Regions from separate parts of the Homo sapiens genome. Here region 2 is linked to region 1. Evidence: read pairs that join two places in POLR2A ChIA-PET (ENCODE). Cell type or tissue: K562. All regions are shown on one strand. Each heading gives the region's core, and the rest is flanking DNA. Links, peaks and the distances in the headings are about the cores only. Region 1 overlaps NUP160 (nucleoporin 160). Region 2 has its middle 12 kb from the start of C1QTNF4.

Evidence for each region. ChIA-PET counts read pairs that join two places held together with the same protein. Peaks named below come from ENCODE experiments on the same cell type or tissue, not always from the same donor. Only the 100,000 strongest peaks of a DNase experiment are listed, where the experiment ranks them.
Region 2: POLR2A ChIA-PET joins it to region 1 with 6 read pairs; 2 of 35 experiments call an interaction of 5 or more read pairs at or near these places.

What each region holds. Positions count from the first base shown.
Region 1 is chr11:47,802,330-47,807,712 of GRCh38, forward strand. It overlaps NUP160 (nucleoporin 160), which reads right to left. Exons shown (of 36, transcript NM_015231.3): 19 at 4,741-4,811; 20 at 3,824-3,983; 21 at 2,220-2,289; 22 at 1,109-1,207. It also overlaps the pseudogene RNA5SP340. Among named protein-coding and RNA genes, the nearest start is that of FNBP4, 38 kb to the left of the region's middle. In K562, for the core only: no CTCF peak of the experiment used is centred there; no DNase peak of the experiment used is centred there.
Region 2 is chr11:47,603,744-47,609,126 of GRCh38, forward strand. It overlaps a transcript of MTCH2 not described here. Among named protein-coding and RNA genes, the nearest start is that of C1QTNF4, 12 kb to the left of the region's middle. In K562, for the core only: no CTCF peak of the experiment used is centred there; a DNase peak (open chromatin) is centred at 2,368; H3K27me3 peaks cover 948 bases.

The sequences.
Region 1 (5,383 bases), core at 104-5,103:
CTGAGGCAGCAGAATCGCCTGAACCTGGTGGGCGGAGGTTGCAGTGAGCTAAGATCATGCCACTGCAGTCTAGCCTTCCAGCCTGGGTGACAGAGCAAGACTGTCTCCAAAAAAAAAAGAAAGTAAACCTTAATAAGATGATTGACACATACATACATAATAAGGCAACTGTAGCAATATGTTAACAATTGTAGAATTTGAGTGATAGGTATATACTGTTCACTGTAAAAAGTCTTTAAACTTTCCTGTCTGTTTGAAAATTTATGTAATAGAACATCAGGGAAAAAATTAAAACTTTAAACTACATAACGAGAAAAAAGCAGCATAAAACAATAAAAAAAATGTAATTAATAAGTAAATTTGGGCTGTGTGCAGTGGCTCATGCCTGTAGTCCCAACACTTTGGGAGGCTGAGGTGGGCAGATCACTTGAGCCCAGGAGTTCGTGACCAGCCTGGGCAACATGGGAAAACCCCATCTCTACAAAAAATTAAAAAATTAGCCAGGAATGGTGGCTCACGCCTGTAGCCTCCAAGTACCTCAGCTACTTGAGAGGCTGAGGTAGGAGAATCACTTGAGCCCAGGAGGTTGAGGCAGCAGTGAGCTGTTGATTACACCACTGCACTCCAGTCTGGGTGACAGAGCAAGACCCTGTCTAAAAGAAATAATAAAATAAGTAAATAAGTTTGATTTATAAAAATGTATCCTGGCCAAACGCGGTGGCTTATGCCTGTAATCCCAGCACTGGGGGAGGCCAAGGTGGGAGGATCGCTTGAGTCCAGCCTGTGCAACATAGTGAGACCCTGATTTTACAAAATAATAATAATAATAATAATAATAATAATAATAATAAAAGGAATCTCTAAAAACACACAGGGGCAGGAGAGTTCTAATATTTTCTTATGTTCCTGAGTCCTATCTAAATTGCAGAATACAAGAAAGTAGTCCTTACATGTATATAATGCCTTTGACTGGCATTAGTACAGTCTTCTTTAACTTTATGTAGAGGATTCTATGTCTCCCATCCCCTAAAACCTAGTCAAATGGAAGCTAAGCAACTTCCTTGCGTTAAAGTTTATAAAGTTTATTTGCCATTCAAATGTAGTTTACCTTCTGTCCTTCTCCTGTAACTAGGTAACACCTTCCCAGCATAAATCGACAGGAACCAACATTGACTTGACACCAGGGATGTAGCAGTTGAATATAATCCTTAAAGGCATAAAAGGTGCTTTCTGATTAGAAAATAAATGTTACTTAAGGAGATACTCATTCCCAAGTTATTCGTCACAGAGGATGAAAAGACAGTGTTTGAACAAATGTTTTATTTCCTGACATAATTCTGATATTAAAACCTACCCCTGTTGCCTTCCTTCTTCATCCATTCCCCCTTTCCTTACACAAACAGGAGTCCAGTAACACACATACACATACTTTACATCTCAGCAATTTTCCAATTTTTGGTATTTATTGGTTCAATGACTAGATTCCAGTAAAGGATTTATATGAAAACAATAGTACATTTGAATTACTATGAAGAAAACCTAGCAGAGACAAATTCTTAAAAAGACACTCTAGAGGCCAGGCACGGTGGCTCATGCCTGTAATCCCAGCACTCTGGGGAGACGGGTGGATCACCTGAGGTCAGGAGTTCGAGACCAGCCTCGCCAACATAGTGAAACCCAGTCACTACTAAAAATACAAAAATTAGCTGGGCGCGGTGGCACGTGCCTGTAATCCCAGCTACTCGGGAGGCTGAGACAGGAGAATTGCTTGAACCCAGGAGGTGGAGGCTGCAGTGAGCCAAGATCATGCCACTGCACTCCAGCCTGGGCAACAGAGTGAGACTCCGTTTCAGGAAAAAAAAAAAAAGATACTCTAGAAAAAATCACGTTAGGAATTATACTGTCCAGAGAGAAGTAGAGAAAAATCTCTCTCTTTAAAAATTTATTTTATTACTTTCTTTAAAAGCCTTTAGAACCAGGTATTCTCTCAGCCAAGTACTAACCATGCCCAACCCTATTTAGCTTCGTAGATCAGACAAAATCAAGCAAGTTCAGGATGGTATAGAAATAGAGAACAATCTCTTTGGGGTATGTCTTCACATAATCAAGTTTAAATTATTGTGGTTCTTTAAAATGCAGTTAACATTTACAAAGAAAAAAATTCAGCAATCCCATGCTTTACAAGAATGTGTAGACATGAAATGTTCAAAGGAACTCACCTGCAATTGTACATATTGGCAATTTCCCATCAAACATTCTAGAAAGAGACAACCAGGATTGCTAGGCCATCTAGTCATTGGTTAAGGATATTTCTTAATTTTTGTTGGCAAATCTTAAACATATACATTGGGCATCAAATTCAGAAAAGTCCATAAAATAGCTTAATTTACATAAACAAGGCAGAGAAGTTGGCCAACCACATGTTCTTTCATCATCACTAGAATACAGTTAAACAGTTACTTTTATACCAGGAGACTTGTTATAGTGCTTAGAACTCAGATAACTATGGAATAAAGCATCTATTTCACCAGGCACGGTGGCTCACTCCTGCAATCCCTGTACTTTGGAAGGGTAAGGTGGGAGGACTGCTTGAGCCCAGGAAATCAAGACCAGCCTGGGCAACACATAAGAGTCCTGTCTCTAAAAATAAATAAATTTTTAAAAGCCTGTATTTCATTCCTGGGTGTTCATTTTCAATTCCAGCTGGTGTACCGCAGAACACAGTATTGGTGCCAGTGGACATCCAGCACATAACATGGTACCTGGCATATAGAGTCATTCAATAAATATTTGTTGAATGAATGTCTTTTTTTTTTTTGAGACAGAGTCTCACTCTGTCGCCAGGGCTGGAGTGCAGGGGCATGATCTCAGCTCACTGCAACCTCTGCCTCCAAGGTTCAAGTGATTCTCCTCCCTCAGCCTCCTGAGTAGCTGGGACTACAGACGCATGCCACCAAGCCCAGCTAATTTTAGTATTTTTTTGTAGAGGCGAGGTTTCACCATGTTGGTCAGGCTGGTCTTGAACTGCTGGCCTCAAGTGATCTGCCCGCCTTGGCCTCCCAAAGTGCTGGGATTATAGGCATGAGCCATTGCAGCACCCAGCCAAATGAATAATGTCTTTTTTTTTTTTTTTGAGACGGAGTCTCACTCTGTTGCCCAGACTGGAGTGCAGTGGCGCAATCTCGGCTCACTGCAAGCTCCGCCTCCTGGGTTCATGCCATTCTCCTGCCTCAGCTTCCAAGTAGCTGGGACTACAGGCGCCTGCCACCATGCCTGGCTAATTTTTTTTTGTATTTTTAGTAGAGACAGGGTTTCACCGTGTTGTCCAGGATGGTCTCGATCTCCTGACCTCGTGATCTGCCCGCTTCTGCCTCCCAAAGTACTGGGATTACAGGCGTGAGCCACTGCGCCTGGCCGAATAATGTCTTAAAACAGACCTAGGTATTTCATTACATAGGCAGAATAAGAACCTTAGACTATTTAGATAGAAGAGAGCTGCTTTTTTTTTTGAGAAGGAGTCTTGCTCTGCCGCCTAGGCTGGAGTGTGGTGGCGCGAGCTTGGCTCACTGCAACCTCCACCTCCCAAGTTCAAGCAAGTCTCAGCCTTCCGAGTAGCTGGGATTACAGGTGCAGGCCACCACGCCTGACTAATTTTTGTATTTTTAGTAGAGGTGGGGTTTCACCATGTTGGCCAGGCTGGTCTCGAACTTCTGGCCATAAGTGATAAACCTGCCTCCACCTCCCAAAGTGCTGGGATTACAGGTGTGAGCCAACATGCCCGGCCAGAAGAGAGCTTTTCACTGGCTTCTAAATAAAAGGATACAAAAGCTGCAATAAATAACTGGTAATTGCAGTAATCATTTCAGGCCAATTCAATCCAGTTTGGCTCAGAGGTGCCTTTGGCTGAGAGAAGAGGTGAGATATAATGTGTTTTCTTGCAACTTCTTGGAAGAATAACTCCACAATAGTCTGAGGACTAGATACTTAAAAAGAAAAAGTTATGACAGTTTTGTGTAGTGGTAATTATCAATTTTCAATTAAAATAGTCTATCAATTCATTTTATGCTTGTAACAAACAATTTAGCACTTCAAAACAGAAAATGTATCACGGGTATATATCCAGTGGCAATATAAATAAAAGTAGTCTGTAAATTGTGAGGCACTATAAAAATGCAATAAAAACACCATTCACATCAAAGTTATAGTCATTTCTTTTCACTGATCTCACAAGACTTAAGTGCCTTCCCTAGAAATTCTTCATGATAAATACAATTAGCCCCAGGATTTCAACTTTTATACCAGAACAATACAAAATAAATTCTCCAGAATAATGGTTTTCAAACATGAGGGATACTTTTAAATATCTGTTGACTAAGATTACAAAAGTTACCATGAACGAATAAATTTTTAAATGATTTTGTTAATCACTGGAGCATCAAAACAGAATGGGAAAGCAGCTATACACACACACACACACACACACACACACACACACACACACACACACACACACACACACACACATATATATACCATATCCTTAACATATGCCTGATCTGGTACTACAGTTTCACAGACCCCATGCCACAAACGGAGATCTCAGGCCACAGCTTACTCATGCCTTCTGAAAGCAAAGAGCCTAGCCAACCTTTCTATGGCAAAGGTGGCAAAAGACCACTTTAATGAATATGCAATAAATCCCCAGTTTAAAATGAAATGTGTACATAGTCCACTCCTTACCAAACCTATTTGCCATTAAAGCACCAGAGTCTGTTAATTCCAGTACTGATAAGTGTTGGAGATTAGACTCCCTGTGAGAAAAGGGGAAAAGACAGCTTAGTAAATTCTCCTATGCTAAACATTACTTCTACAAGCTCTTCTACGAAGAACACTGTCAATTTAATTAATAAATTGCACATAAAAGCTCCACTGAAAGCACAAAAAAAATTGGAAATCATTATAATATAGATTGTTGCCCATAATATCACTTCGTGACCCTTCAATGAGGAGCCAGAGCAAACAGGATGGTTTATCTTATTGAAAATGTGAATCTCGGCGGGGTGTGGTGGCTCATGCCTGTAATCCCAGCACTATGGGAGGCTGAGGCGGGTGGATCACCTGAGGTCAGGAGTTCAAGACCAGCCTGGCCAACATGGTGAAACGCCACCTCTACTAAAAATACCAAAAATTAGCCAGGTGTGATGGCAGGCGCCTCTAAACTCAGCTACTCTGGAAGCTGAGGCAGCAATATTGTTTGAATCAGGGAGGTGGAGGTTGCAGTGAGCCGAGATCGCACCATTGCACTCCAGCATGGGCAACAAGAGCGAAACTCCATCTCCAAGAAAAAAAAAAAAGTGAATCTTGTAATTCTTGGATTTGGCTA
Region 2 (5,383 bases), core at 226-5,225, 200 kb before region 1:
CTGGCTTATTTTGTATTTTTAGTAGAGACGGGGTTTCTCCATGTTGATCAGGCTGGTCTCGAACTCCGGACCTCAGGTGATCTGCCCACTTTGGCCTCCCAAAGTGCTGGGATTACAGGCCTGAACCACCACACCCAGTCTCATGAAGGATTTCAAGTGCCAGCCTATGCCATCCAGACTTTATTCTGGAAGCCAGGGGATGCCGATGCCAATCCTGTCAGACCAAACTTATAAGTATTGTGGGCTGGGCGTGGTGGCTCATGTCTGTAATCCCAACACTTTGGGAGCCCTAGGGTGGGAGGATTACTTGAGGCCAGGAGTTCGAGACCAGCCTTGGCAACATGGTGAGAACCCCGTCTCCACAAAAAAAAAAAAAAAAGAAAAAAATTAGCTGGGCTTGGTCGCACACACGCATAGTTCCAGCTACTCAGGAGGCTGAAGTGGGAGGATTGCTTGATCCCAGGAGGTTGAAGCTGCAGTGAGCCATGATTGCACCACTGCACTCCAGCCTGGGTAATAGAGCAAGACCCTCTCTCTCAAAAAAAAAAAAAAAATTATAAGATGCTATTGTTATTATTTTTACCTCTCAAACTGTCAAAGATCAATGAGGTTTATTATACATTCTATTGGTGAGATGTAGAGAAACAGACATTCATACATTTTTAGTAGGAGGGTAAAATGACACAATTGGACAGTATCTACCAAGTTTAAAAATGTGCATGCCCTTTAAGTCAGTGATTTTACTTCTTGAAGAGATGTTTTTCAGATACATGCCCACTTGTTGGGAATTACATCTTATTCATTTTAGCATGGCTTGTAATAGCAAACAGTTTGTAATAGCAATGACGTGTTATTTATTGCAGCATTGTTTGTAATAGCAAAATACTGGAAATAATCTACATGTCCGGCAAAAGGACCAATAAATTATGATACATATATACAGTAGAATACGATGCATCCCTACAAAAGAATGAGGAATCATTTTGTATACTGATGAAATAATCGCTAAGAAATGCTGTTAGTTAAGTGAAATAAAAAACAAGGTGCACAACATACCACCATTTATGTGAAAAAATAAAAAGCATGCATTTGCTTATGTGTACTTGGAATGAATACCTCTGAGGGGATCTATTAGAAACCATTAACAGCAGTTGCTGTTAATATGTCTCCCATATTTTTCTTTTTTGTTTTTTTTGTTTTTTTTTGAGACGGAGTCTTGCTCTATCTCCCAGGCTGGAGTGCAGTGGCGAGATCTTGGCTCACTGCAAGCTCCGCCTCCCAGGTTCACGCCATTCTCCTGCCTCAGCCTCCCGAGTAGCTGGGACTACAGGCGCCTGCCACCACGCCTGGCTAATTTTTTTGTATTTTTAGTAGAGACAGAGTTTTACCGGGTTAGCCAGGATGGTCTAGATCTGACCTCGTGATCCGCCCGCCTCGGCCTCCCAAAGTGTTGGGATTACAGGTGTGAGCCACCGTGCCCGGCTGTCTCCCATATTTTTCACTGTTTCACCCCTTTGTAACTAAAATAACAAGAGGTGGGGAGAGCCACTATCTTTTTAAGCAGCTGCTCCATTCCTACCGGTTTCTATTCAACCTGAGATCAGCTGCAAGCCCTTAGCCTTTTTCTCAGGCACCTCTGGCAAACCAAACTTCCTATATCCTATGCTTATGCAGCTGATTTTTTTTTTTTAATCTAAATGCAGGTCTCTCCACTTACTCTTTTAAATTTCATCCTGCTGGTTTCAGCCCACTGTTTCAAGTTATTTTAGAATCTTGACTTTGAAATATTAGCTTTTCATCCCAACAGTGGTGCCTTCTGCAAATTTGGCAAGTGTAGTGGGCACTGACCACTACTAGGCTGACCAGGGTCTAGGAGCACAGAACTAGAGATACTTCCTCAGCAAGCTCTGCAGCAATCGGATAACCAACTGGGGTGAAGGAGCACAGCAGTTACATGAATCCACCTGACTGGGCAGTCTCTGAGATCGATATTTTCCTACTAGCCTCTTCAATCGTGAGACAATCAATGTCTAACTGGAAACAAGGAACACTATGTATGGCCCAAGGAATTTTCCTAGTGGCCTTCTGAGTAAATAAGTAACAAATTATTGTTGATATTTTTATCATTTTCGCCGCATCTTGTTCTTTGTGAAGATACCACTTATTTTTCTAGGTGTTCTCAAGCAAGGTGTTCTCAAATCCATGGTTTAATGTTATATTCTAGAATAGATTTTGAGGGAAATGTGCCCAGGATCTCCCTTTTCTTCTTTTTTGTCAGGGTATTTGCAGCTGTCCAGGACTGTGGCCCCTGTCCTTTTCGCCGCAGCTTTCATAGCCACATTGGCAAAGGTCCCTGGATCTTATCTGCAAAGGTCTGTCATCACCTTGGGATTTGCAGCTCATTTTGAATGGCTAGGTGGTTAGGTTTTCTCTTATCTTTTCTTCTATTTGGGGTTTAATGTCCTCTAACCCCTGTTTTGCTGAACTCTTCCCAGTCTGGAAGTGCTTTTCCTCGGGGGAGAAAGAGGAAAATCAGAGTTGAGTATTCTGCTTTCTCTGAAAACTGCCAACCTGACATCTTCATCCCCAGATGGAACCCTGTCTTCTCCTTTTTCCTCTTGCTTGAACATAACCAGCAATATCTTTTATTGTCTGCACCTTTTCCAAGTCTCAGTTTATCACGGACTTCACCTTTCCTTCCGTCTCTTGTACCCCACCTTTTAAATTTTGAACTTATCAGAGAGCTCTCTACAGAGCCACACTGGTTTCTTTGGCTCTCCTTTTCTCTGCACAGGGATTTTCAGCAAATGCGATAGCCTAATTTATCCCAGAGCTTCCTATCCCTCTTGTGCCATATTGCCATCTTGTCTCTAAACTTAGAATCATAACTTTTTTCTAACTTTTCAAATCATTTTTCTGGGATTATTTATTTATCCAATCATCCATTCATCCCATGCCCACATGCCCTTCCTTCCAAATCCAACTTTCTCCTTTGGTTCCTGTCTCATCAACAGCACCAGGGGAGTCTTTCCCCATCAGAAGGAAGGTTGGGGGAGCAGCTCCCTGGCAGCTTTTTCTTCCAGCTGAGAGGAAACTGTCATTGATGAATGTGAAGAGTTTATCAGCCACTCAGCGACTAGCTGGGCGAGACTGTAGTTACCAGGACAGGGCAGTCTCCAGCTCAGTGCCTGCTGCTCTCAGAGCACGTCAGGCAGTCAGATGTGTGCTTCCCTGGGGACACGACTTCCACGAGCTCATCTAGCAGTCTCACCCTCAACACCTGGTTTCCTCCAATTTGGCAGTGTGCTGTGGTGTAAAGCTTGCAGGATGTGGACTCCAATATACCCAGGTTTGCATTCTAGTTTTGCTATTTACTAGCAAGTCACTTAAATCTTTATCTCTGAGCTTCCATTTCTCTCACTTAAAAAGTGAGAAAAAGTGGCTATTATCAGGCTCATGGGGTGATTGAGCTGACATATGTATGTACCTGTGCATGGAAGGTTTCAAACACACCAGCTTCTGTGCTCAGCTTAGCTTCATGGAGTCTCACGTGTCACATGTTCTGGGTGAACTGTTGTTTTTTTCCCTTTCTATTAAAACTGTTTCTTTTGGACAGGGTGTAATGTATGTCTTTGCCCAGTGAACCTTCCTTGGATGAGCCATGCATCCCACTAGAAAACAGTCCAGCTCTGAGAAGAGTGTGGGGGCGGAGGACAGGAAACAGAACAGAACAGCAGAATGTATGTGGTTCTGGGGCTGACCCTGGACCTCTACCCCTTCAGATGGGCCTGTGACTCAGGCCTGGCTAGCGTCTCCCAGACACACCAAATGCTTTACAGATGGGTGTGTGTTTCAAGCCAGAGTCCTCCTGGGGATTTTTGCTGGAGCTCTCCAAAGTGATTTTGCTCTTTCTCTGGAATCACAAGCTCTAAGAAGCCATGTGAGTGGAGCTGCCAGCTGGCATCTTGTTGCCATGTGGAGAGCCCGTCGGAGAGGGAAACCAGCCGAGGGGTGGGAAGACCGAATCCCGATGCCCTTGTTTGAACCCCCAGATTCACCACTGGCCATTTTTATTACTTGAGCCAATGTAGCCAGTTTGAGTTGGGCTTCTGGGCATCTAACTAACTGTTGAGCATACAATGTTGATCCTTTCATTATTATAATAAAACCACGAGTTCCCTCCTCTCATTAAGATTCATACTTCACTCTTCGTTAAAATCTGTGCTCCGATCATCATGCAGAAAAATACTGGGACGCAATGCATGTGCGTGCCATATTAGAAATTCCAGATTTGCAGACCCATATCAGAATCTGGGCTTTGCTATTTACCACCAGTCTTGGGCAAATCAATGAACCCTTCTGAGTCTCACTTTTCCACTACTAAAATGGGAGCAGTATTTAGCTTATATGGCTGTTTTATGGGTTGGAGCTAATGGCGACATGGGCAGGGCACATGGTGAGCCATCACTAAATATTACTAGGTGGTAGGAACATTTATGTTATGTCAGTAGCTTTGACTCTGACTATGCTGAATCTATATAATTCCTACACTTTGTTCCATGTCACATCTCTTAGCTACCATGGTATCCAGGCTTATGGTGGCTTTGACCAAGGAGAGGAGAAGAACTTGCAGGCTTTTGAGAAAGATGGGAGATGAGGAGGTGGACAGAAATTTCAAAGTTCGATTGGGGGAGATGATGGAATTAGTCTTGTTTAAAACACTTGTGACTGCAGAACTTTACACCCACTTTCTATTTATAAATAGCCCTGTCTCTCAGCTCAGCTCCTCCTGCACAAGGCTTCCGTGGAAGACAACAGACACAGAGAGCAGCTGCCAGTGCGGCACAAATGTACAGAGCAGAGGCTGTTGGGGAACTGGGGCTGCATGTGGGCTTGGGGCGGAAGGATTAAAGACGCTAGGTCAAGAAATCTTGGCCGATTGCGGTGGCTCATGCCTGTAATCCCAGCACTTTGGGAGGCTGAGGCAGGCAGATCATGAGGTCAGAAGATCAAGACCATCCTGGCTAACATGGTGAAACCCCATCTCTACTAAAAATACAAAAAATTAGCCGGGCGTGGTGGTGGGCACCTGTAGTCCCAGCTACTTGGGAGGCTGAGGCAGGAGAATGGCGTGAACCCGGGAGGCGGAGCTTGCAGTGAGCCGAGATCGTGCCACTGCCCTCCAGCCTGGGCGACAGAGCAAGACTCTGTCTCAAAAAAAAAAAAAAAAAAAAAGTAGGGTGTGGTGGTGCACACCTATAATCCCTGTTACTTGGGAGGCTGAGGCAGGAGAATCCTTGAACTTGGGGGGCGGAAGTTGCGGTGACCTGAGATCACGCCATTGCACTCCAGCTGGGGTAACAAGAGCAAAACTCTGTCTCAA